3 separate regions of the Mus musculus genome follow, and regions 2 and 3 are each linked to region 1. The links are chromatin loops, found by intact Hi-C in ENCODE. Cell type or tissue: gastrocnemius. All regions are shown on one strand.

Evidence for each region. Hi-C counts contacts between places; a loop is a spot of excess contacts. Peaks named below come from ENCODE experiments on the same cell type or tissue, not always from the same donor. Only the 100,000 strongest peaks of a DNase experiment are listed, where the experiment ranks them.
Region 2: it touches region 1 in a loop (5-fold over the local background); 15 of 42 quality-filtered maps call a loop at or near these places.
Region 3: a loop joins it to region 1, with 5 times the contacts of the local background. A loop is called at or near these places in 15 of 42 quality-filtered maps.

Annotation. Positions count from the first base shown.
Region 1 is chr14:27,034,154-27,042,153 of GRCm38, reverse strand. Il17rd (interleukin 17 receptor D) reads right to left here and starts at 3,153. Exons shown (of 13, transcript NM_134437.3): 1 at 2,925-3,153. The coding sequence starts at 3,050. In gastrocnemius, a CTCF peak has its summit at 4,446 (motif pointing right); DNase peaks (open chromatin) are centred at 2,736 and 3,169; H3K4me3 peaks cover 2,287 bases; H3K27ac peaks cover 2,400 bases.
Region 2 is chr14:27,170,135-27,178,134 of GRCm38, reverse strand. It overlaps a transcript of Arhgef3 not described here. Among named protein-coding and RNA genes, the nearest start is that of Gm34848, 92 kb to the left of the region's middle. In gastrocnemius, no CTCF peak of the experiment used is centred here; DNase peaks (open chromatin) are centred at 3,205 and 6,398; H3K4me3 peaks cover 1,955 bases; H3K27ac peaks cover 6,040 bases.
Region 3 is chr14:27,180,036-27,188,035 of GRCm38, reverse strand. It overlaps a transcript of Arhgef3 not described here. Among named protein-coding and RNA genes, the nearest start is that of Gm34848, 82 kb to the left of the region's middle. In gastrocnemius, CTCF peaks have their summits at 825 (motif pointing left) and 4,244 (motif pointing right); DNase peaks (open chromatin) are centred at 819, 4,229, 5,163 and 5,818; H3K27ac peaks cover 3,615 bases.

The DNA.
Region 1 (8,000 bases):
ATATGTAGAGAAAGCTGGCCTTGAACTCAGAGATCTACCTCTACAGTCTGAGTGCTGGTACTAAAGGCTACAAGCCACTCCCTTTATTTCTTATCTTCTTACCCTCTAAGCAATGGGGAATGCTCCAGACCCTGGAGGATGCAGGATGCTAGGCTAGGCGAGCACGCTACCGATGGACTACAGTTCTATGATCCCTCCTAGACTTTTCTTTGCTTGCTTCTTTTTTTCCCTTTTTCTTTTTTCAACTCACAGCTATCCTCCTGCCTCAGCCTTTGACCCTTATTTATATATATATATTTATACAGACCCAACATCCATAGGCTGAGTACCAGACCTGGTTAGAGAGGCAGAGATGACTCAAATACCCAAGATTCTGGACACTAGTACCTACTAGAACCCCAAGACAAAGCAACTTCTAGGACATCTTAATTATTGAGGCAGGGACAGGGAGGGCTTCCTGCAAGAAGCCATGCTGGAGTTAAGGCACTAGAAAGATAAAAAGCAAGGAGATGATATTTTCCCACGATTTAAAGGTGGCTGTAGCCAGGACCACTGCTCTCAGGGGCCGCAGCCTATGCTAAGGCCTACTGCAGATTAGACAGCACTCAGAAGCCCAGTGCTGAGATCTCCACTGCTGTCCACTACCCCCTCCAGACTGAACCCAGACTTCATGCACGTTCTACTGCTGAGCTATATCACACACCCCCAACACTCGTTTTACGTTCTTCTCTTTTTGAGACAGTCTCTCTAAGTTGCCCAGGCTAGCCCTGACACTCATTCTTTAGTCTAGGCAGGCCCAAAACTGTTGATCCTGCTGCCCCAGGCACCTGAGTAGCTGGGATTACAGCACTAGCCTCGGCTCTCTTGATTTCTCAAATCATTTAATATAGGATTTTACACAAAGATTACAGAGTTTACATGTCCTCCACCAAGATTTACTGGGCTTCTTGGCTTTGGGGCCACCAAGGAAAGAAAACACATAAAACTGGTGCGCACCAGCGAAAGGGACCTGAGTGTAAAACGCAGGGCACGGCATTCTGGGAGGGTTTCCCTAAAGAGGCATCCCGTGGGCTGGATGTGAAGCCAAGCAGAGAGCTCCCAAGGCAGAAGAGAATCAAGCATACCCTGGCAGTGTGAAAGCAATCAGAAGCTAAGTAACACGGAGGGAGGGAGGGAGGGAGGGAGGGAGGGAGGGAGGGAGGGAGGGAGGGAGGGAGGGAGGGAGGGACAGAAAAGATGGGTGTGAAGGAGGTGGGTAAGCTGGGCCTACTCTCACAGGTGGGTACCAAGCAGGCAATTACAGAAGGAGCCAGGCCGCGGGAAAGTGCCTGGAATCCGGGACAAGGCCCAGAAGCTCCCAGGCTCATCCAGGAAAGGGGACGAGGACTCAAGGAAAGGGCTGTAGACAGTCCCAAGAGGACAAGAATGTCAATAACCCTGATGAACCACATCAAGGGGGGGGGGGGATGTCACATCGAGCGATACATTCCTAACGAACACAAACACCGCTGCGGCTCCTTCAGAGACCACTTAGACCCAGTGTTATAACTTTACAAGTGGCATGTACTCTAGGCTATTACAGGAAGGCAGCAACAGCCGATACCAGTCCAGATCTGAACTCTTCTAAAAACTGATAGGTCAACGTTGAGATTACCGTAAAAGAAATCTGGAATGTGTTAAAACTAACAGTGATGTTTTACTGCAATGGAACACAGTAAGAAATGGTGAGGTTTTACTTAAACGGGAAGAAGTAACGGCGTTCACGAAACGTGAAAGAACCATAGCTGCCTGGCTCATACCTGGTTTTCTGAACCGGGATTCCCTCTAAGAGAGAAGCAAGTGAGCCAAGTATCCCTAAGAGGTGTCGCGTCCTGGGTCTTGTCTGTACTGAGACTGAACAGACTTTTCCATCGAAAAACGTAAGTCACCGTCGGTCTAAGTAAACTGCCCCAGTGTATCCCCTGCGCCCTGGGGAAATCAGTAACAACACGCCCACCCCCACCCCCTCTTCCTTCTTTCTAGGTGAGGAAAACAAGCTCCTGGTTGCTGGAGTGCAAAGCCTGTGTTCTCACAATAGGGTTCAAGGTGTGTGTGGACTGACTCGCAGCACCCTTGTCTCTGTGGGAGGTTCAAAGTCCGCAAACCAGAGGACCGCACTATCTAGACAGCATCAAAAGAACACTCAGCTCTGGGAAGAAGGCTTTCAAGTTCCCAAAGAAAGTCTGGAAGCCACCATGGTCTCAGGTCTGGGACACCTGGCGGAGCAAACTTTCGCTGCCCTTTGACCACAAAAACATCCTCAACTCAAGCTGGGTCGTGGGGGTAGGGAGTAGGGTAGGGGACCATTAGCTAGACGAAAGGCTGTTTCTCAAAAAGTTCGGAATCGGCGATTGGGTAAAAGTTAGGTGACGGCGATGCCTAAAAGAAACAAAGCAACTGCGAGAAAGGGGGGGCATCCTTCCCTAGCACTCCAGACACCCTTCCCTGGCTGCCCTGGGCCCTCGCAGAGCTGTGGACTGGAGGTCCAGGGCACGAACCCCACACCGGCTCCGAAGTGCACCGGTCCTGCGCACTGCCCGGAAGATCCCAATCCCCCGGGCAGAGGGCCGGGAACAAAGGGTGGGGCGCACGGCCCCCGCCTCTCCGCCCAGCCACCCGCCCTCAGGAGTCGGACCCCAGCCAGCGGCCGCGCCTCATTAACAACACAAAGCCAGGGGTCGGCGGCCCCTTTCATCCTGTCCGGGACCTGCAGACGCGCGCCCGGGGATCCAGACGCAGGATGAGCGGCTAGAAAAGCTGAGAACCCCGTTGCTCGCGGATCCGGCGTCCAGCGATCCCCGCGGTCCCCGCTCGCCTGCGCGCGAACACCTGTGCGCGCGGCGCGCCCCCAGGTAACCTGGAACCCGGAGAAGCCTTCGCCTTACCCTCCAGCCACAGGTGTCCGCGCCCCTCGCGCGGCCGGAGCCGCCCGCGGCCACTGCCAGCTGCGAGCCGTTGAGACAGGCGTTGACAGTGAAGAAGAAGGAGCAGAGCTGCAGCCACGGGGCCATGGCCGTACGCTCGCCCAGTTGGGCCGGTCTCCGCTAGGTTGCTGCCTGTAGCTCGCTCTCTAGTCCCGAGTGGGCGGCGGCGGTAGCGGCGGCGGCCGAGGCTGGCAGCCCTCACCGGGCATGCGCTGCCGGGCTTCGCCCCTCCTCTTTCCTCCAGGTTCCGCCCTCAATCTCAGCTTTCCGTCCTGGTTCTGATCCTGTAGCCCGGCCCTTCGGTCTTGGCCCCGCCCCAATGCACAGGAGACTCTGGCTTCCACCGGAGATTGACACAGCAGGAGGTTCAGCACTAAGGGATTTTTTTTTTTTTTTTAATCCAAAGGATTTGTCCAAATGACTTCTCCATGCAAAAACTTGGGGCGAATCAAAGAATATAATAATAGTAATTTTAAAATTAATGATTTAATAAGTACTTGCTTTTCAAATGTCAAGTTCCTTCTTGCACCCTACCAATGAAATGACAAGGAAATGTCATAATAAAGCCTCTAGGGAAATCCTGTCTCTACATTTACTCCTGGGACCCAGGACAAATTATTTGCTTCCTCCAAAGTGCTGTTCCCAGTAAGACGAAATGAAGAACAAGACTCTTCATCCAGGGAGAGTTCTGTTAACATGTAGGAAGCAATCAATAAAGGCTACAACCACGAACTGACTTTCATAAGGTCACATAGCCTTGCTGGATGGACAAATCGACAGTTATGAAAAAAAAGATAAAGATTGAGTCAAGACGGGCGGTGGTGGTGCGCACCTTTAATCCCAGCACTCGGAAGGCAGAGGCAGGTGGATTTCTGAGTTAGAGGCCAGCCTGGTCTACAGAGTGAGTTCCAGGACAGCCAGGGCTACACAGAGAAACCCTGTCTCAAAAAAAAAAAAAAAAAAAAAGAGTTGCCTTGGCCATGGTGTCTCTTCACAGCAATGGAAAACCCTAAGACAGCCACAGTGGGTAGGCACCTGTCCTCATCGTGGGGTCACGAGGTCCACAGAAGACTGCCCTTCCAGATGAGCTTTCTCTGAGTAGATGCAAGAAGCACACTGCTCCTTGCAAGAATCTGCAAGTCAGAGCTTTTCTCCCACGCTCCTTTAAACTCTAGGCATTCAAAGTCCCCTTAGCAAAGGCTGTCCAGGCTCAGAGCTGCCACAGACTGAGATATTGTCAGGATGGATGACCTAGCTTTTGGTGAAAAACTAAGACAACCATGAGGTTATTGGCTCCTTAATCTACATGCACTCCTGCCTTGATGTGTTCCATAACTTACTAATCAATCCAGGCCCAGTGTTTTTGTTATAATCAGTGATTTTAAAATACCCCCACACGTTTATCTCCCTCTCTCTCTAAATTTTATTTTATTGTTTTATGTTTTATGTGAGCATTCTATCTGCATGAACACCTGCAGGCCAGAAGAGGGCATCTGATTCCCATTATAGATGGTTGTGAGCCATAATGTGGTTGTTATGAATTGAACACAGGTTTTAATGACTAGAATCCAAGAATCATTTTTTAAAAAAAGGAAAAACCTCAAACCCTACTAAAGTTCTAAATAAAACTAAACTTAGTAATAGATGTGTGTGTGTGTGATTTTTTTTTTTTTTCAGTACTGGGGATCAAACTAAGGCCCCTCTGTGTGCAGGGCAACCAAACCCCTCTACCCCTGAGCCAAACTCTCGGGCCTCTCTCTCTACCCTTTAAGGTCATATTTATTGCAAGGCTTTTGTTGTTGTTAGTAGACTAGTTTTCTTTGTGGTGGTGGTAAGGACTCAGGACGCTAGGCAAGCTTTCTACCCTGGCCTAAGACTCTTCCCCACCCCAGGCTCTTGGGATGTAGCCCAAGGCCAGCCTGAGCTGTCTTGCCTTCTGCCTCTGCCTCCTGAAAGTGGGGATCACAGGCTTAAGTTTGCGCCAGCAGTCTGTTTTAGGCTTTTGGAAGAAAAATGTAGATTTGTAGGAAGATTAAGGAGCTAGGCAGCCGGCTGGTGAGATGGCTCAGTGGGTAAGAGCACCCAACTGCTCTTTCAAAGGTCAGGAGTTCAAATCCCAGCAACCACATGGTGGCTCACAACCATCCATAAGGAGATCTGACTCCCTCTTCTGGAGTGTCTGAGGGCAGCTACAGTGTACTTACATATAATAAATAAATCTTAAAAAAAAAAAAAAAAAAAAGAAGAAGAAGAAGCTAAGCAGCTGTGGTGCATTCTTTTAATCCCAGCACTCAGGAAGGAGAGACAGGTGGACCTCTGTTAGTTCGAGGCCAGCCTGGTCTACAGAGCAAATTCCAGGACAGCCAAGGCTACACAGAAAAAAACCCTGTTTCAAAAAACAAAAACAAAAAGATTAAGATAGTACAGGGAAGCCGGGCGTGGTGGCGCACGCCTTTAATCCCAGCACTTGGGAGGCAGAGGCAGGCGGATTTCTGAGTTCGAGGCCAGCCTGGTCTACAGAGCGAGTTCCAGGACAGCCAGGACTACACAGAGAAACCCTGTCTCAAAAAAAAAAAAAAAAGATAGTACAGGGAGTCTCCATATTACCTGCTCCTACTTTTCTGTTATTAATATACTACATTAGAACAGTGAATTTTTACCAATAATATATCAGTTCTTATCCACGACTATTAGCTAAAAAGAAAAGGTTGTTCATATTTTCTCCAAGACCTTTTAAAAAAAAAAAAAAAGATTTATTTACTTTATATATGTAAGTACACTGTAGCTGCATTCAGACACACCAGAAGAGGGCATCAGATCCCTTACATATGGCTGTGAGCCACCATGTGGGAATTGCTGGGAATTGAACTCAGGACCTCTGGAAGAGCAATCTATGCTCTTAGTCACTGAGCCATCTCTCCAGCCCTTTCCAGGACCTTTTAAACTTAAAGAAATGTATTTATTTTGTGTGTAGCAGGGCAGGCAACTACACTACACAGTCATGGAGGAGCAAGTCATTTCTCCCCTTTATCAGATGGATCCCAGGAATTGAACTCAGGTATCAGGCTTGACTGCAAGAGAGACATCTCACCCACCCACGACTTTCTCAGTTTCAACTAATACCCTTTTTTGATTCCAACGTTCCATCTAGGATACCTGTATTAGTTACTTTTTATTGCTATAATAATCCACCATGATCAAGGCAGTGTATAGAAGACACAGTTTATTTGGGCTTATGGTTCCAAAGGGTTGGGGTCCATAATTTTGGAGCTAAGGAGCAACACGGGAGGAGAAAGCCAAACCCTCACCTCCTGAGCCTGCAAGTATAGCAGAGAGTATAGACACCCAGTAGCACCAGACTTTAAACTCTCAAAGCCAGTGACAAAAGCCCTCAACAAGGCCACGCCTCCTAAGCCCACCAAAACAAGGACTGGAGACCAAATATTCAAATGCTCGAGACTATGGGGACATCCTCCCTGGAAGACGGCATGCTATTTTGTATGAATGGACTCAGGGCAGATTTTAAAACGCATGATTGCTTTTTTTCTGGAATTTTCTGCCTAGCATATTTACAGATGGTTGTTAGCTGCAGTGTGTGCACTGGGATCTGAACCTGAGTCCTCTGGAAGAAGAACCAGTGCTCTTAGCCTCTGAGATTCCCCTAAGCACCCCTAAGATTAGTTGTTTTTAAGTTATGTGTGTGTGTGTGTGTGTATCGAGGTGGAGAATGTATGTGCCCGTGAATTCAGGTGCCAGTGGAGGTCAGAGGTTTCAGACTTCCCTGGAACTGGGGTTACAGGCCACTGTGAGCTGCCTGTTGCAGGGGCTAAGAATGGTGGTGATGGTGGAGAGTCAAAATAGGGTTTCTCTGTGTAGTCCTGGCTGCCCTGGAACTCACGCTGTAGACCAGGCTGGCCTCCAACTCAGAAATCAGCCTGCCTCTGCCTCCCAAGTGCTGGGATTAAAGGTGTGCACCACCACTGCCCAGCGCAGTATAAAGTCTTAACCAGAAAACCTCCAGCTGCTGTGGTTTTAATTTTTTTATTAATTCATTTAGGATCTGTGTATCCCAGACTGGAACTTGTTATAATATAACCTAGGCTGACCTGGAATTCAATATCCTCCAGCCTCTACCTCTAGGTGCCAGGTGTCCAGCTCTACCCCCAGAGGGCCTCTGTATTCCCAAGTTAAAAAAAAAAAGAGAGAGAGAAATGCTTCCCACCAGGCAGTGGAGCACAGACTGGTAGCTGTGCTCTGACAGTTCTCTTCCTACCCAAGGCTGTGGCCCAGGAAATTCTACATTTCTACCTATAAGCTACATTTTGCTTCATGTGGAGGAGAAAGTAACAGCTTGCAAAAACAGAGCGAGGCAGTGAGCCTAGTTCATATACAAGATAACTCAGGTGCACATCTGATGCGCTAGGGAACAGCTTTGAGAAACCTGAGGAAGTGCCTGCTGCAGGCTGCTTCCTTTCCTCACCAAGCAGCCTGGAGGCCTCAGGTGGGACAGTGGAGCTGCATCCCCCACATCTTGATGGACAGGTGGAGACCTCTGTGGTGTAGTGGAGGCAGGGGTACATACAAGTGCTCACCCCTTCTTTCCTTGCAGGGTTCCACTGGCCTTCGGGGCACATAAATAGATACACTTAAAGTGGAAATCTATAATAAATTCTTCCACCCCTGCTGGCTGCCATTATGTAATGTCTCACAAGGTTTCCCAGGGACCCTCCAGGCAGTCTCATTTACTGCCTCCATTGAGCTTCCAACTTTGTTCACTACTTCCAAACTGCTCTCCATAAAATCTAGCCGTCTGTGTACAGGCCACTCTCCTAGTCTGTACCTGCAAAATTATGCGTGTGTCGTCGTGAGGCCAGTGATGAGAGCAGTATGCAGGGCCAGAGACCGACCGGATTTCTCTTTCTAAAAAGGTAGCAATACTTCAAGTTCATTTCAAATAAAATCCTTCACAAAACAATTTTAAGCTCATAGAAGTAGTACAGAAATCGTTCACAGAGTACCAAAAATAATTTTCATTCA
Region 2 (8,000 bases), 140 kb before region 1:
TTGAGATAAATATATGAGAGTAACAAAAAGACATTTATATTTCCTCAAAAAATGGTCCTGCTTCTGGGCACATGCCCAAATGATGCTTCAGCACTCACAAGGACACTGGCTCAACTACGTTCATGGCAGCTTTATTCATAATAGCCAGACACTAGAAACAACTTACATGACCCTCTATTGGCAAGCGGGTACACAAAATGTGGTTTGTTTACACAATGGAATATTACTCAGCTACTAAAAACAAGGCCGGCATGAATTTCGCAGCCAAATGGATGGAACTAGAAAATATCATCCTGAGTGAGGCAACCCAGACCCAAAAGGATATGCATGGTATGTACTCACTGGTAAGTGGATATTAGCCATAAAGTACAACCATGCTACATTCCACAGAACCAAAGAAGCCAAATAACCAGGAGGACCCAAGGGAGGATGGTTGAATCTTTCTCAGAAGGGGAAACAAAACAGATATCAGAGGTTGGTGGATCTGTGAAGAAGAGGCGCTGGGGAGGGGAGTGGGGACGAGGGAGTGCATCCTATGTAGGGAGGGCAGGGGAGCGAGAAGGAGGAGGTGGGGGGATCTTTAGGATGTACCAGATAGATCTGGGGTGGGGATAAAGCCCCAGAGGGTTTGTGGGGGCCACTCTAGCTAGACTCCTAGTGGTGGAAGATATGGATCCTGAAGAGGCCACTTCCTGTAGCCAGGCAGGACTCCCAGGGGAGAGATAAGGACAGCAACCCATCCACAAAACCTTTGGCCCAAAATGTATCCTGCCTATAAGATGAAAAGGGCAAGGACAGGGCAGAGACTGAAGGACTGTTCAACCAATGACCGCCCTGAATTGAGACCCACCCCATTGGCAAGACACTATTAATGATACTCCGTTATGCTTGCAGACAGGAGCCTAGCATAACTGTACTCTGAGAGGCTTCACCCAGCAGCCAATGGAAAGAGATGCAGAGACTCACACCCAAACATTAGACGGAGCTGGGAGGATTACAGAAGAATTGGGAGGACTGAGGAACCCGAAGAGGACATGGACTCCACAAGAAGACCAACAGAGTTAACTAACCTGAACCCTTGGGGGCTCCCAGAGACTGAATCATCAAAGAGTGAGCACAGGCTGGACCTAGGCATCCCTCCCCCCACATATGTAGCAGATGAATAGCCTGGTCTTCATGAAGGTCCCCCAACAACTGGAGTAGAGTCTGTCCCTGATCCTGTTGCCTGCCTGCCTGCCTGCCTGCCTGCCTATGGATCTCGTGCCCATAAATGGACAGCCTTGTCTGGCCTCAGAGGGAGAAGATGCACATGGTCCTCAAAGAGAAGGGGAAGGTGGACTGGGGGTAGGACTTGCATGGGTACTGGGAGGAGAGGGGAGATATATTGCAATGTAAAGTGAATTAATTAATTTTAAAAACTGGTTCTGATGATACATACGTAGAACTCCCATGTGAGGGACTGTTATAAGAAGGTCATGCAATGGGGCATATTACGGACATCTTGTCTCAACAACCACCCCAAGGTTTTCTTTTTAAAAAATCTAAGAGGAAGCCCAGATCTTTCTAAAACAAAAGACCTCTAAGGCAAAAGCCTAAGCCATGCTGTTAAGAAAGAGAGACTGCTTCTGGTGTGTGTACCTCATCTATAAAACACACCCAGCTTCAGCATTTGGGAAACGGGAGATGGGGACACTAAGGAGTACTCGCGAGTGACAACAAGCACTTGCTGCAGGCCTAACTGTGACTGTAAGAACCCCATGTCAGAGCTACTGATGTCAATCCCATTTGACAGATGAGGAAACTGAGGCATGGGGTGTTAAGTAGCTTGGCCCAGTCTCAGACAGGAAGTAGTGTGGCAGAGTGAGGAGCCAACACAGACAATTTCAGCAGCAGAGATGTCTCTGTTACCTGTCTCTACCCTACTCTGTCAGCAACCCCCAAGGAAGTTCTCTGATTGAATTAACTCCAGTGTTCCAACCATGGGGACACCTGTGCTTGATAGCCTGTCAGCTAACCCCAGTCTGGCAGCCTAGAATGAAGCTGCAAACCAAGTACTTGAAGGAACCAGGGCATCAAGTCTGTTCAGTTCTATTCTCCGACCTGGGGAAGGAAGAGAATCATATTTGCAGGAGACCCAACACAGGGTCTGACTGCTTCCCTGGCATGTCTCTGGGCACATGGGGAAAAGGCTATAGTCTTTGGAACAAAAGTACTTTCAGGTTTGCCAAAAAATGTCATCTATGCAATATGCCTTCTTGACACAACCCATAAGCACATATCAGGAGGGACTGCTGTGTAACACATAGCCTTCAGGCCAATAATTATCTCACCTGTAATTCTACATACCACAAAGTTGATTTCCCCTATAGCTATAGGGTAAGCCATCCAGAGCATCTAATGACAGTTGGTACTTATTGTTGAATGAACACTAAATACATGAGACGTCTTTAAGCAGAATCTGTTACTTTCTCTGTTTGTCTCAGCCACTCAATCCATATTGCAGCCAGCCCAGCCCATACAATAGACTCTAACGTGTTAGAGTAACTCTAACGGTTGGAGTAATGTGAGAGGCAACCGCTGAGGAGCCAAGTTAAGCCGCACCTGCCGTGGGGGAAACTCCCAGCTGTTTGTGTCCAGAACCAAGAAGAGGTTGTCCCCAGAAGCTCTGCCTCAAGACAGAGGTCGCTTGTTCTAAGACAACCCACCCAAAGCCCCTAATGGCCTTCCTGAAAGAATCGCTACACCTCCGACCACCAGACGGGAAACTCATTACGCAGCCTGTACCCTCTGGTCTCCATTGTCACTGGCATCTTCTGAGCCATCAGAAAACCAACTCCCAGGAGCCTGCGCTCTGACAGGCGGTATCCGGGGATAGTCAGATTTCTATCAGCAACAACACCTGGCATTTCTTGTTGGCTCCATCTCAAAACTCCACCCCTAGCCGGCAGCTCTCAGCTTTTAATACCTCCTGAACAATCGGTCTTTAAGAAACCTCATGTATTAGTGACAAGGCGGTTGCCAGGACAATGGTTAGTTCAGTGCCCTGTCTGCCCTCGATAGCTCTCCAAACTCTGGCACCTTCAACACTGCCAAGGGATGAGCCTCCTGAGCCATCTCAGTCTAAGCCAATGAAACAACGTCTCCGTCTCCGAGAGCCCTGAACACCACAGGAATCTCCCCACTGACACTCCCAGGAGTCGCCTTCCTGGCTACCTGCCACCACCCTAGTTACAATCCTTTAAGCTCAAACCCTTGACCCCATATCCCAGTGATTTTATTTATACAAAACTAGATGTCCGGATAGCCATTGCCAAGCACAGAGGGGGGCCTTGGGGAAATCCCTGGAACACTGCTAACATAGTTTCTCAGTGCTGTACTGATTGCAGAGGTGTGTTAAGAGCAAAATCGGGGGTTGGGGATTTAGCTCAGTGGTAAAGTGCTTGCCTAGCAAGCCCAAGGCCCTGGGTTCGGTCCTCAGCTCCGGAAAAAAGAAAAAAAAAAAAAAAAAAAAAAAGAGCAAAATCGGCTGCTGGAGAGATGACTCAGCAGTTAAGACCTGTGCTAGTTGGTGTCTGTGGACTTGACATAAACCTAGCCTATCTGGGAAGATAATTGAGAAAATGCCTTCATAAGTTCACATATTGGTAAGTCTGTGGGGCATTTTCTTAACTGATGATTGATGTGGGAAGCCCAGCTCATTGTGGGTAGTGCCCCACCCCCACCCCAGCAGCCCTGGGGTTTGTAAAAAATCAGGTTGAGCAAGCCATGGCCTCCGCTTCAGTTCCTGCTCTGGCTTCCGTGAGTGATGGACTTTAGGCTGTAAGATGAAACAAACCCATCTGTCCCAGTTGCTTTGGTCCTATTGCTTTATCCCAGCAATAGGAACCCTGGCTAAAACAAAAGCAATGGCTGCTGCTCCTGATGAAGACTGCAATTCAATTCCCAGCAACCCAGATCCAGCAATCAAGATTCTGGCCTCCACAGGCACCTGCATGGATGTGACGCTCTCACAGACAAGCAGGTGTGTGTGTGGACACACACACACACACACACACACACACATACATACATAAAATTCTTTTTTTTTAAAAGGGGTATGAAACCCAATAAGCTATAGTGACTGGCACAATTTTCTGCATGATGTTTATTAGCCATGAAAGTTAACATAGCCAGGTGTGGCGGCACACACCTGCAGTTTTAGCACCTGAGAGGCAAAGCCAGAAAAACTGCCGTGCATCTGAGGCCAACAAGGACTACTTAGGGAGTCTCAAAAAAATCACACACACACACACACACACACACACACACACACCACCACCACCACCACCACCACAACACTAAGTGAATATAAATAATATGCTGACTTGTGTGGCCTTCTAGATTATTTTAGACATTTAAGGGTTGGAGATGGGTGGTCAACAACCAGGGGAATCACACTTTCTTAATAGCCTGAAAAACCAGTTGTTCCTGCCACCATCCACAACACCATACGCACTGCACTGCTGTCAGAAACACTCCCAACAGCCTGGAGGAAAGTCAGCCGCAGCCGCACCTGTCTCTTGCTTAGTCTGAGCTAGTGTGGAAAGTGAAGACTCCTCCATCGGCCAGATAAAAGCAGGTAGCCAGCATGGTGATCGGCCGAGCCTCCTCTGTTTAAAAGTGCCTGGTTGTCCAACAGGGGACACTTGTCTGTAACACACAATGTTATTTTCAAATGCGGCAGCCTGCCCCACCCCTCTTGGCTTAGCTTCTTCTTAGCTGGCCAGGGATGAGTGAGTTCTGGGAACTTCACTATTTATGAGTCACCCTTGTGGGCCCGACAACTGCTCACGGACGACAGTAGGTTTCCTTCAGAAAATTGGCATTGATATATCTGGGGTCCATGATACAGCTTGGAAAAATCAAGCTCTCATTTTTACAAGCAGGCTGGGCAAAGAAGAAAGACCTGGAGGATGAAACGCCACCCCTTCCACCTTGCTAACAAGAAGCACTCATTTCTGAGCCTTTGAGTCATGCAGATGGGCTGGACCACTGGGCTGGACCACCATTAAGCAGAGACAAAGTCATCATCGATCACCCCAGCAACTATCCTGCAATCCTACAACATGAGCCTGGCTGCCTGAACTTTCTTGGCCCAAGGTCAAAGCTAAACTGTCTTTGCCTCAAAGGTATTTTCCTAGCTCTGCTAAGAGCTCCAGAATATTTGAAGCCATAAAGGCTTGCTATGTGGAAAACCACACCAACTGTTCTTTGCTAAGACAGAACAAACTTGCTCAAAACTGCATTTCTGTTTCTCAGTTTGGTGGATGCTGTGCTGGCTGGTTTTGTTTGTCAGCTTAACGAGAAGCTAGCATCATTGGATGGGAGGAGCCTTAGTTGAGAAAATGCCTCTATGAGGTTCAGCTGTAAAGGCATTTTCTCAATTAGTAATCAATGTGGAAAAAAAATTAAAAAAAAAAAAAAAGCCGGGCGTGGTGGTGCATGCCTTTGATCCCAACACTCGGGAGGTAGAGGCAGGCAGATTTCTGAGTTCGAGGCCAGCCTGGTCTACAAAGTGAGTTCCCGGACAGCCAGGGCTATACAGAGAAACCATGTCTTGAAAAAAAAAAAAAAAATCAATGTGGGGAGGGCCCAGATCATGGTGGGTGGTGCTATCCCTGAGCTGGTGGTCCTGGGTTCTATAAGAAAGTAAGATGAGCAAGCCATGGGGAGCAACCAGTTAGCACTCCTCCATGACCTCTGCTTCTGCATCCAGGTTCCTCTCTGCTTGAGTTCCTGTCCTGACTTCCTTTGGTGATGAACAGTGAGGTGAAAGTGTAAGTAGAATAAACTTTTTCCTCCCCAACTTGCTTTTTGGTCATGATGTTTCATCACAGCAATAGAAACCCTAACTATGACAGATGCCCGACTGTCCTCTCTGAATCAGGCAAGGATGGAGGCCATGCTTAAAGTCTCTGGGGATCCTTCCATCTACAGATGCATCAAGCTCCACATTGGGCTGGGTGACCACAACATTTGCATTGAAATGCCTCTCGAAGCTCTATCTAAAGCCCAATAGAAGCATCCTGGGTAGAGACAGAAGAGAAAGACCTGCACTGGGGACCCAGTCATCCACCATGAAATCCAGCTCTGGAACCTGAGACAGGCCATTCTCTCTGAGTCTCACTCTCCATACCCACAAAGCTCCAGGGTGTAGGCACGGCGTCTCCCCTGTCTTGTAAGCTAGCAGCTTTTTCAATTTTAGCTCAAAAATGCTTAAAGGAAACTTTTTCAGTGAGTAGCCAATCTTTCAAAGCCAGGGCAACTGGCCTGAGAATCTGAGGAACAAATCTTGAATTCTGGATTCTCTTGGGAAACCTGCAGCTTTGGCCACAGTGGCTGACATTCCCAGCAGGAGGCCTGAACAGGATGGGAAATACTAGGAACGGAAATGCCTGTCCAGGCAGTTGCTATCCTTGTTCTCAGTTGTCGAGGAACATTTCAGAGGGAGATTCCTGTCCCTACGTCTGGATTTGCTTCCCCCAAAGATAGCGTATGTTTTTCAATTTCCACTTAGCCGGAACACTCATGAACAAACTCCGAAGTGAAAGAATTCACATGGACAGTATTTAAAAACAAAATCCACAAAGTGGAGATCTACTGTGCCTGAGCCTGCACCCCAAGGACTAGACCTTTGGCCTCTGTGGGCTGACTAATTGATCCCCACCCCTCAGCCCAGGCCCTCAGCCCTTCAGCCAAGAACATACGTTTGGGACTCGGCACAGCGCAGCACGGGGCAGCATCCTGAGATCAAGCATCTGTGTTTCATCAGCTGCTGGACAGGCTGCGTACAGGGACAGCCGGGTAATCAAATCGCTGGAGTACAGACAGAAGGAAAAGCAACAGGACAAGAAAGCCACAAACACAGCACACTAGCATGACAGAACCTGGAGCAGGAGAACGGGACCCTTAAAAGATCCACAAGAGCCAAGAGATCAGGAAGAATCTTCCTTCTCAACCCAGCTGACCTCACCAGTGACAACTCTGAGTCCCTCTCTGCTCTAAGCACCATTATTCCCAGTATCTTCTTTCAGAGATGATGAAACCGAGGCACAGCATGGCCCTGAACCTGAGCAAGGCTACACAGCAGCAAGTGACAGAGCCCACACAGATGCTTCCAGTGTGAAGACTTCTGACATCACATTCTCTACCCCCTCATTTCAATGTATGGGTGTCTCCACTGGCTGGGATGTGCAAACCACCATCCACAGCTCCCTACAGTGCTACCGACCACTGTAGGATTTATCTGCATGTGTGCCTTGCAATTGGTCTATGCACGCTAGCATCTACATATATAGTTGCTGTGTAGGGCCACATACCCAAACCCACACATGCTACTCTACGTGCATGGTCTGAAGGATTTCAAAGATTAATGTTGAACATTTACAACCCCTGCCTTACCTGTTGGTTTTAGCTTTCCACAGTCAAGTGTCTGTATCCCAAGAGCTCTGACTCCAAAGAACCACAGTCATCAAGAACAAAGGTCTCCAGGGTATGTGCCAAGATCTCCATAGCAGAGAGAGCTCTCTTGAACAACAGACAGGAGCTGTTTATAGAACAAGCTTTACCCCAATGGAGACATTTGGGTCCCTGCTCATTAGTTTGATTGCTCTTTATTGTTTTGTTTTCTGAGACAGGGTTTCTCTGTATAGCCCTCAATGTCTGAGAACTCAATCTGTAGACCAGGCTGGCCTCAAACTCAGAGATTCACCTGCATCAGCCTCCCAAGTGCTGGGATTAAAAGTATGGGCCACTACCGCCTGGAGTTGATTGATCTTTTGCTTGCTAGATTCATTGATTGGTTGATTTTTTGAGATAAGGTCTCATTCTATCCCTGGCTAACCTAGGACTTACTCTCTAGCCCAGGCTGGCTTCAGACTCACTGTGATTCTCCTAAATCGCCTTCCCATGCATGAACTACTATGCCAGGCTTATCAGCTCGGGAGCATGGGGTATCCCAG
Region 3 (8,000 bases), 150 kb before region 1:
CTTAAGGGGCTGAAGAGGGAGCAGAAAGGACATAAGAGTCAAAGGACAGGGAGGAGAGCCATGAACTGCTGTCCCCTGGTCATGGTGTAGCTTCTGCTCACACAACTCTGCAGCAGCTATGGTACCCTGCACAAGATAAAGTCCATCCAAAATTCCATCATGGAGGACAGGGTCATGTATAGGGGGTTCTCCCAGGGCTCTGCCCCAGCTGAGGCACATTGGCAGTTCATGATTGCTAGAGGAGGGAGAGCCACTTTTCTTTAGAAGCCTGGCCACTGATAGATTTCCCACACCCCAGTACTCATGTGCTTATAGGTAGTGTTAATCAGACTCAGTGGGTTAAATAAATAAACAAACAAATAAATAAATTTAAAAGGAGGGCATGAATTGGGAGGGAGATGAGATGCAGGTCCCCATGGGAGTTTTTGGAGGATGGATTTGATTAGGATGTACCCCAGGTAATTGATGTTGTGACTCTAGGCAACTTCTGTGAGTACTACTACTACTACTACTACTACTACTACAACACACACACACACACACACACACACACACTCCTGTCTGATTCTTGTGCTCTAAGAAGGAATGTTGGAGAATTCACTCCCTTCAAGACTTGGCTGGGCAGACCTGGGTGTTATGATACTAACACAGTCACTGTAGCTTTAATGGGGTGAGGCCCCTCCTGGAGAACACAAAGTTCCACTGGAAATAGCTAGAAGTGAATCTTTTCTAGGGCTAAGGGTTGGAGAGAACAGGGCTCCTACCTCTACAAGGACAAAGCTAAGAAGTCGCACAGAGTGTGGGTGCACAGTCCCCTCTGGTGGCCGTCATCAGAAATGCAGGGAGGAGCCTCGCCCCTCTATAAGGGCTCAGCAGCCAGTCTAAACAGTATATCCAGACTAAGCCCTTTCAAAAACTGGAATTGAGATCTGGCAAGACAAGTGAGTAAAGACACCTGACCCTGACAACCTGAGTCAGATCCCTAAGACACATAAGGTACAAAGAAAGACGTGACTCTCAAAAGCTGTCCTCTGATACAGACACACACACACACACACACACACACACACACACACAAAACGTGTTCTAAATGTTTAAGTAAACAAAATAAAACAGGAACTGAAAATTAAAAGATTTCATTTCTCAACAGAACTGATAGGAAAAGGTTATATTTGGACTTTCCTTACTTAGGGAGTTTTCTTGCTGCTGCTGCTCTTGTTTTCTGGAGCACTTGAATGTCGTCTACAGATGCCCCCGTGAGTGCTGAAGCACCAGATGTATCGAAGGATGCAGCAAGCTGCCTGAGTTCTCTAAGTGTCCAAAGGCCCAGAGTGTCCCAACACCATCTTAAGAGACTGTCCTCATGGCTACTAAACTCTAAACTTTACAAACCATACCCTAAATACAATCTGCTATTTCCTTCCAGAAAACCCCAGCAGGTCTGGGCCAGGAACAGTGGCTAATGGCAGAGAGGACAAGACAATGTAGGGTCAGACTCAGTAGATCCTGGCTGGCCTGTTCTGGAGTCTTCCAGTATTTGAGTGAACTTGGGCACAGTCTTCAGGCAGCTAAAGAACCAGAGCTGAAGACTGCTGCTGCGTATAAACGGTGTCTTGGGTTATTGTTGGAGAGTCACAGTACAGGGTACAAAGACTGCCCACTGCTGATGTGCACTTCAAATCTCCAAATACAACAGAGCCACGGACTTTGGTGTTTTTATAGATAAGGAAATCAGGGCTGAGAGAGGGCCTGTCCCTTACTAAGGGTCCCTCAGCTCAGTGAATCCCAAGTACATCTTGCTGACTCCACAGCTCTGCTCTGGGATGCTCAGGGCAGAGGGCGGAGGCTGTAAAGAGGGCTATCAAGGGCAAGATGGCCCTGGAGCCCAGCTCACATGACAGAGCAACATGTAGGCAGTGCCAGAAACAACAGTTCCTTTCCTTCCCTGCTCTCTGCCCTAATCACGGAGCTCCCCCTCGCTCTTAAGCCCCACTTCCTGCTTGATAACCCCATTCTGATTGCTGGATTTCCACACGGTGATAGCTGCCCTTCTGCACACAGCCAGTCCTGACCCCAAATCCGCAGATGTGATGGCTGGGTCTGCACTTCCTCATAGAAAGTTTTTCCTGGAATTACACCCTAGCCATTAATACTTAGGGGCTCAGCCTTTTCTCCATTCCCACAGGAAACAGTCACCAGCCCCCAGGTTGTGCCAGGCACTGTACTGGGCACTCAGGATATAAAGCCTCTTAGAAAACTACCCAAAGCTAGAAACTAAAACAGAACTTTAGTCATCTATAGCATGAACCAGCTTACAGGGAAGGGAACCGCAGTTAGCATGTCAACTTCTAGAATCACCTGGGAAGAAGGTCTCAGTGAGAGACTTAGATGAGGCTAGCCTCCCTGTGGGAGATTATCTTGATCGTCTTAAATGAGATGGGAAGACCTGCCCACTGTGGGTGGCACTATTCCCTAGGTGGGGAATTCAAGCTGAGCATAGGCATGTATGCAGTAATTCACTGCCCTCTGTTTGACTGCGGATGGAACATGACCAGTGTGCTCCAAGTATCTACCACCTTAACATCCCTACAATAATGGCCAGAACTTAGAACTGGGAGCCAAATAAACCCTCCCTCCCTCCCTTCCTTTAAGGTGTGGTTGTCAGTGTTATATCATAGCAACAGGAAACAACACTAAGATTAACTTTACTTGATTCATTGTTTGCTTTTGGTTTGTTCCCAGACTCTGCACAGTTAGGCTATCAACTTACAAAGCATAGACACACAGCAAAATAATTTTTCAGGCCTAGCCTCAAAGGTCAGTTTTACTGTCCTAAATGAACTAGCATGGTTTATATCCAAGTTTGTATTTAATATAGTCTTCCCTTTTCTGTAGTATCTTCTGGTATTATATATGTATGTATATTTTTATATATGATACAAACATACATAAATTTGTGTATGTGTGTGTGTGTGTGTATATATATGTCTGTGCGTGTCTGTGTATCTGTGTTCATTCCTTGGTCATCCTTAAAATAAGATTCTCATCCTCACCCTGTTACTTTTTGCTGAGTTAAACAAATTTTTTACCTGGGTTAAATGTATATATTTGGTCAACAGACCAAATAAAATGAATCTTCACATGACACGATTGAAATGTAAAGTACTTCAGGCATGGAGAGAGGCACCCCAGCCTGATACGGCATGTGCAAACATCCTGTGGCAGCGAGTGGGACATGCTGGAGAGAAGGTTGGGTCATGTGAACTTGAACACCTATAACCAGGGTCTTTACAGCAGCTTCTGTGCCAATACCACACCATGATTATAGAGTCAAGTACCCCCATCTGCCCCAGCCACATTCAGCAGCCGTGTCCTACCAAACAGATTCGGCCTCACGGGGTAGGGTAAAGACTGTGGCACTCAGATAATGAGGCTGTAATTCCATGCCAACCAATGACAAGGAAAGGCGTGGTAAGCAGGCAATATAACCAGGATTCTGTCAGGAAAAGAGGAACTCACCGGTTCTGGTATGTGCGTGGTTCTATGATGGACCCTGACCCGAAGAGAGTTAACCAAAAGAGTTACTTACAGTAAACATCCATTGAAACTGTCACTTGTGTATCAAGACTGATGCCTACCTGTTGAAAATTGACATCTATCTATTGACACTGAAATCCATCTATTGAAATTGATGGCTATCAACCATCTTAAAAGCTTTGTTTTTAAGAGTCTAGTTGTAGAAAAACAAGTGTTTCTCTGATTGTTCCAGGAAGGGCAACGAGCTCCAGCAGCCACCTCACCGCTTTCCCTCACGAGGAAGCCTCACTTTCCCCTTATCAGATGTCTCGATTCTCTCAGGACAGGGATGCCACACAGACAGGGAATTTCTCCTCCCTTTACCTTTGGATTTATAATGATGAACAGGATACTACCATCGTCCCCAGCCCAGAACCACAGAGAGGAGACACCCTACAAACGCTGGGGTGAGAGGGGCAATGTCGGCGCTCTGCTTAGCCCTGGGAATGCTGGGGCGTTGCGCATCAGAGCAGTGGCAGATGCTAAAACATACAACCAGAAACCGGCAGAATTCATTGCAACATTCTTTGGATGCACGGCTTCCCCTCTGGGAACGGCCTGGGTGGCCAATACGTGATCAAGCACTGTGGCATCTCTGTGGTACCTTGCATGTAAGAAGATAGCCATGAAGAGTAGTGAATTCAAAGTTGGTATTCAAAAGTCGGTCACCAGGGGGCAGGAGAGAGTAAAATTTCATAGCATGGCTTTTGAATTTGAGACTCTGATGAGAGTTTAGAAGAAGCCAAGATTAAACACAAAGACCTCCAGATAAAAATCTGGTTAAAAACCAACATATCTGAGCCTCCTTTAGTCCAGGCATTGAAGACTCTTTTTTTTTTTTTAATGGAAACGGGTCATGCAGACGGGCTAACATTGATCTTTATCAATCATTAACCGCCTCCCACACCTGCAGAGAAGCAATTCTGCAACTGAGTTACCAGAGGATAGGAAGATGAGGGCTCCAGCTCCTCTCCCATTCACATCATCCCTCCTCGTCCCCAGTTGCAGATCTACAAATATGGAACATCTGCATCATCCGCCTGCAGGGCTCTAGCCTCCACAGAGACCTGCCCTCCCACACTTCTGCATCTGCTTCTCTTCAAACCCCCTCCTCCCCACGGAGCCCCCCTCATAATCTATCAGCTTCTGGTCCTCTGCTTTAGCCACGCCTCTCCCTCACTCTTATACCGTACTGCAACCCTCCACAGTACTGGGATCTGTGTAGGTCTGAAGTTCCTATACTGGAGACTAGTCCCTAGAGTGTGGCGCGCCAGGGTTGGGCCTCAGAGAGGCCATCAGGCCACAAGGCAGCTCCCTTAAGAGACAGATCCGTGCCCTTATGAAACAGACCCCCTGGAGAGCTGCCTTCCTTCCCCAGCATGGAGGGTACAAGGAGTCAGGAAATGGGGGTGCCTCCAGATGGCAGAAGCAGTACCTTTAAAGGAAATAGTCAAGTGGAGTGAGTGGTACACGCCGGCAGCTTCAGCACTTAAGTCTGAGGAAGGAGGACCAGCTAAAGATGGGCAGCCTGGGCTATCATAGAAAGCTAAAGGCAAAAGCGGCAAAAGGCAGTCCCTACAACTTGGGGGAGGGACAGGGCCAGAAGGTCCGCTCTGCAGGGCTCCAGACAGGGTTGGCTCCACACAGCTACCCCAGGCAGGACCACAGGAACTCAGAGTCTGTGAGCTTTAACTCTATCCCCAGATGCCCCTGGCTGATTCAACAGAGAGGCAGCATGAGATGAAAGGAAGGAGGTCACTCCTCCCTTCAGCCCCAGAAGGGAGATCAGAAGATCAGAGGGTTTTATTTGTTCAATGTCCCAGAGTCTCTGAGTTCTAACTTTAAAATTCCATGGCAACACAGGGGCCTATAAAACATCCATGATACCGCCGGGTGTGGTGACACACACCTACCATGTCAGCACTTAGGAAGCTGAGACAGGATGGGTTTGGTTTGGGCCAACCTGAGCTACATGGTGAGACCCAGAGCGAAGGGAGCTGTGCGCAAGCTCTTCTAGCCCTGGCTTGCTCACACTCAGCCTGAGATGGAAGAAAAAGAAGTGAACCTTGGTGTTCTGACGAAAGAGGACGCACAGCATGACTCAGTTTCTGACTGGTCAGTAACGCTGCAAGCCACTGCTGTCTTCTGCAGTTTCCCCAGTCAGCAGAGGCTTTATAAACACAGTCAAAAAAACAACCACCCTTCCTGTGAGCCACATGACAGAAGGGGCCCCTCGGCACACAGTCAAGAGCTCACGCCAGCGGGACTGACCCCGTCTGGCAAGGATGCCTTAGTACTGATACCCGGTACCGTTCAGTATTTATAAACATTAACCCTCACTGAGAGTCACCTCTTCTGACCCCACCAGCCAGGACACAGGCTCCCGTGTGGTCAAGTGCTGCTCTCCTGGCCTTGGAGACCCAGAGGAAGTAAACAAGGCTATGCTCAGGAATCTTGGGGACCACGACCAAGCTGCAGTCAGCAAGCTGTTGGTGTTTTCTTGGTATGGATTTTAGTTCAGACTGTCTCAAGGAACAGGCAGTTAAATGAGCTCCATCGTTCCACACGTAGGAGAAATGACCACTTGGAAACCCACGGGAAGTTATGCCCCCTTGGAATTCAGAGTCCTCTCTGCCTCAGGGGACAGCAGGGTAGAGATCCCACAGCGAACTTCAAGGGCACTTGTTGGGGAAGGCCCCGAACTCTGGTGACAGCAGTCTTAGTTCTTGTCCACTCCTGACTGAAGCGTCATGCTCTCGAGCACAGATCATTCCTGCCCACTTATCAAATCACTGTAAAAAACCACAGCTAAGGAACGCTACATCTGTCCTAGCTTCATTTCCGTTGCTGCTCTAAAACATCCTAATAAAAAGCAATTAGGGGAGGGAGGACCGGTTTATTTTGGCCCACAGTTCCAGGTTACAGTGCACCGCAGCAGGAACTTGTATCAGCAGTTCATATCACAGAGCAGAGGGATGAACGTGTACAAAATGAATGCCTATATGTTTCCTACTCATAGTCTAGCAGCCAAACGCAGGGAATGGAGCCACCCACAGTGGGCTGGGTCATTCCTCCTCAATTATCATAGGCAAGACCATCCCCCCACATACATGCCCATAGGCTAACGTGATCTAGACAATCCCTCAGTGAGACTCTTCCCAGGTGATTGCAGAGTGTGTCAAGAGTTGACAATAAAAACCAGTCCATCCCATTATCTCATTGTGAGCACATACCCCTGTGGTAAGAAGGAAAAAAATGTAAATACTTTCTAATGAGGTTATCCTTCTACTAGTTTAGCTAGAAACACCAGGCCTTTGCTTTCTCTAATGTCTTTGTATACATGTGTGCCCACAAGGTACTAGAATCAAACCAAGGTCTTATGCATATAACGCAAGGGCTCTGTCATCGAGCTATATCCCTAAACCCCAGTTCTTCACCAAAGAGAAAGTAATAGCATGCAATTATTACAACGAAAAGATCACTATCCACAGACATCTTAACCCCTAGTGAACAGACTTCATTTTGCTCCAGGGGCTTGAATCCTGACTTTAATACATTAGTTGTGAGACCTCAGTCAAGGATTTAACCACCCTGAACTTTTTGCTTCCTAGGCCATAAAGTACAACTCACAGCAATGTCTGCATCATACGGTGGCCGTGAGATGATGAGAAAAGTTGTCACGTGTCCCCATCGTCTGGTGTGTGGTAAGTGAACCCAAGATATTACCCACATGGTTACAATGTTATCATCAACTACAAAGCAAGCCCCTCGAGTTTCTTTAGCAATGGCTTCTAGAAGCATTGCATCCAGCACCTCTTTTGTTAAAGAAGACACTGCACACAGCCAGCATACATCAGGTTCCACAAAAGATGGGCCTTTCGAGGAGGTGGTAGCACACACCTTTAATTCCATCCTGCACTTGGAAGGCAGAGGCAGATGGATTTCTGTGAGCTCGAGGCCAACCTGGTCTAACAGATCAACTAGGACAGCCAGGGCTACACAGAAAAACCTAGTCTTGCAAAACAAAACAAAACAAAACAAAACAAAACAAAACAAAACAAAACAAAGCTGGGCCTTCCCTGAGTCTAGGGACAAGCACCCACAGCACGCACTCCTCCCCACTCCTCCCTCAGTACGGCAGTCTGGACTCCTCCCACATGGGCATGAGCAACACAGAAGGCCCCTGCAGGTGAGTCCTATGGACAGAGCCGCAGTGAGTGATATATTTTGAACCATTAGCCATATTGACACACAGGTCTTCACTGCTCTCTAAAGCTTCATGTTTGGATAGGGGAGCTGTTTACCTCCGCATTCTCTCACAATGACAGACTCACGGTTTCTCACTGTCAGAACAGACGCTGTGACAGGAGCCACCCCTGTCCTGGCCTGGGGACCTGAGCCAGGGCTGTAGATGACAGTGCCTG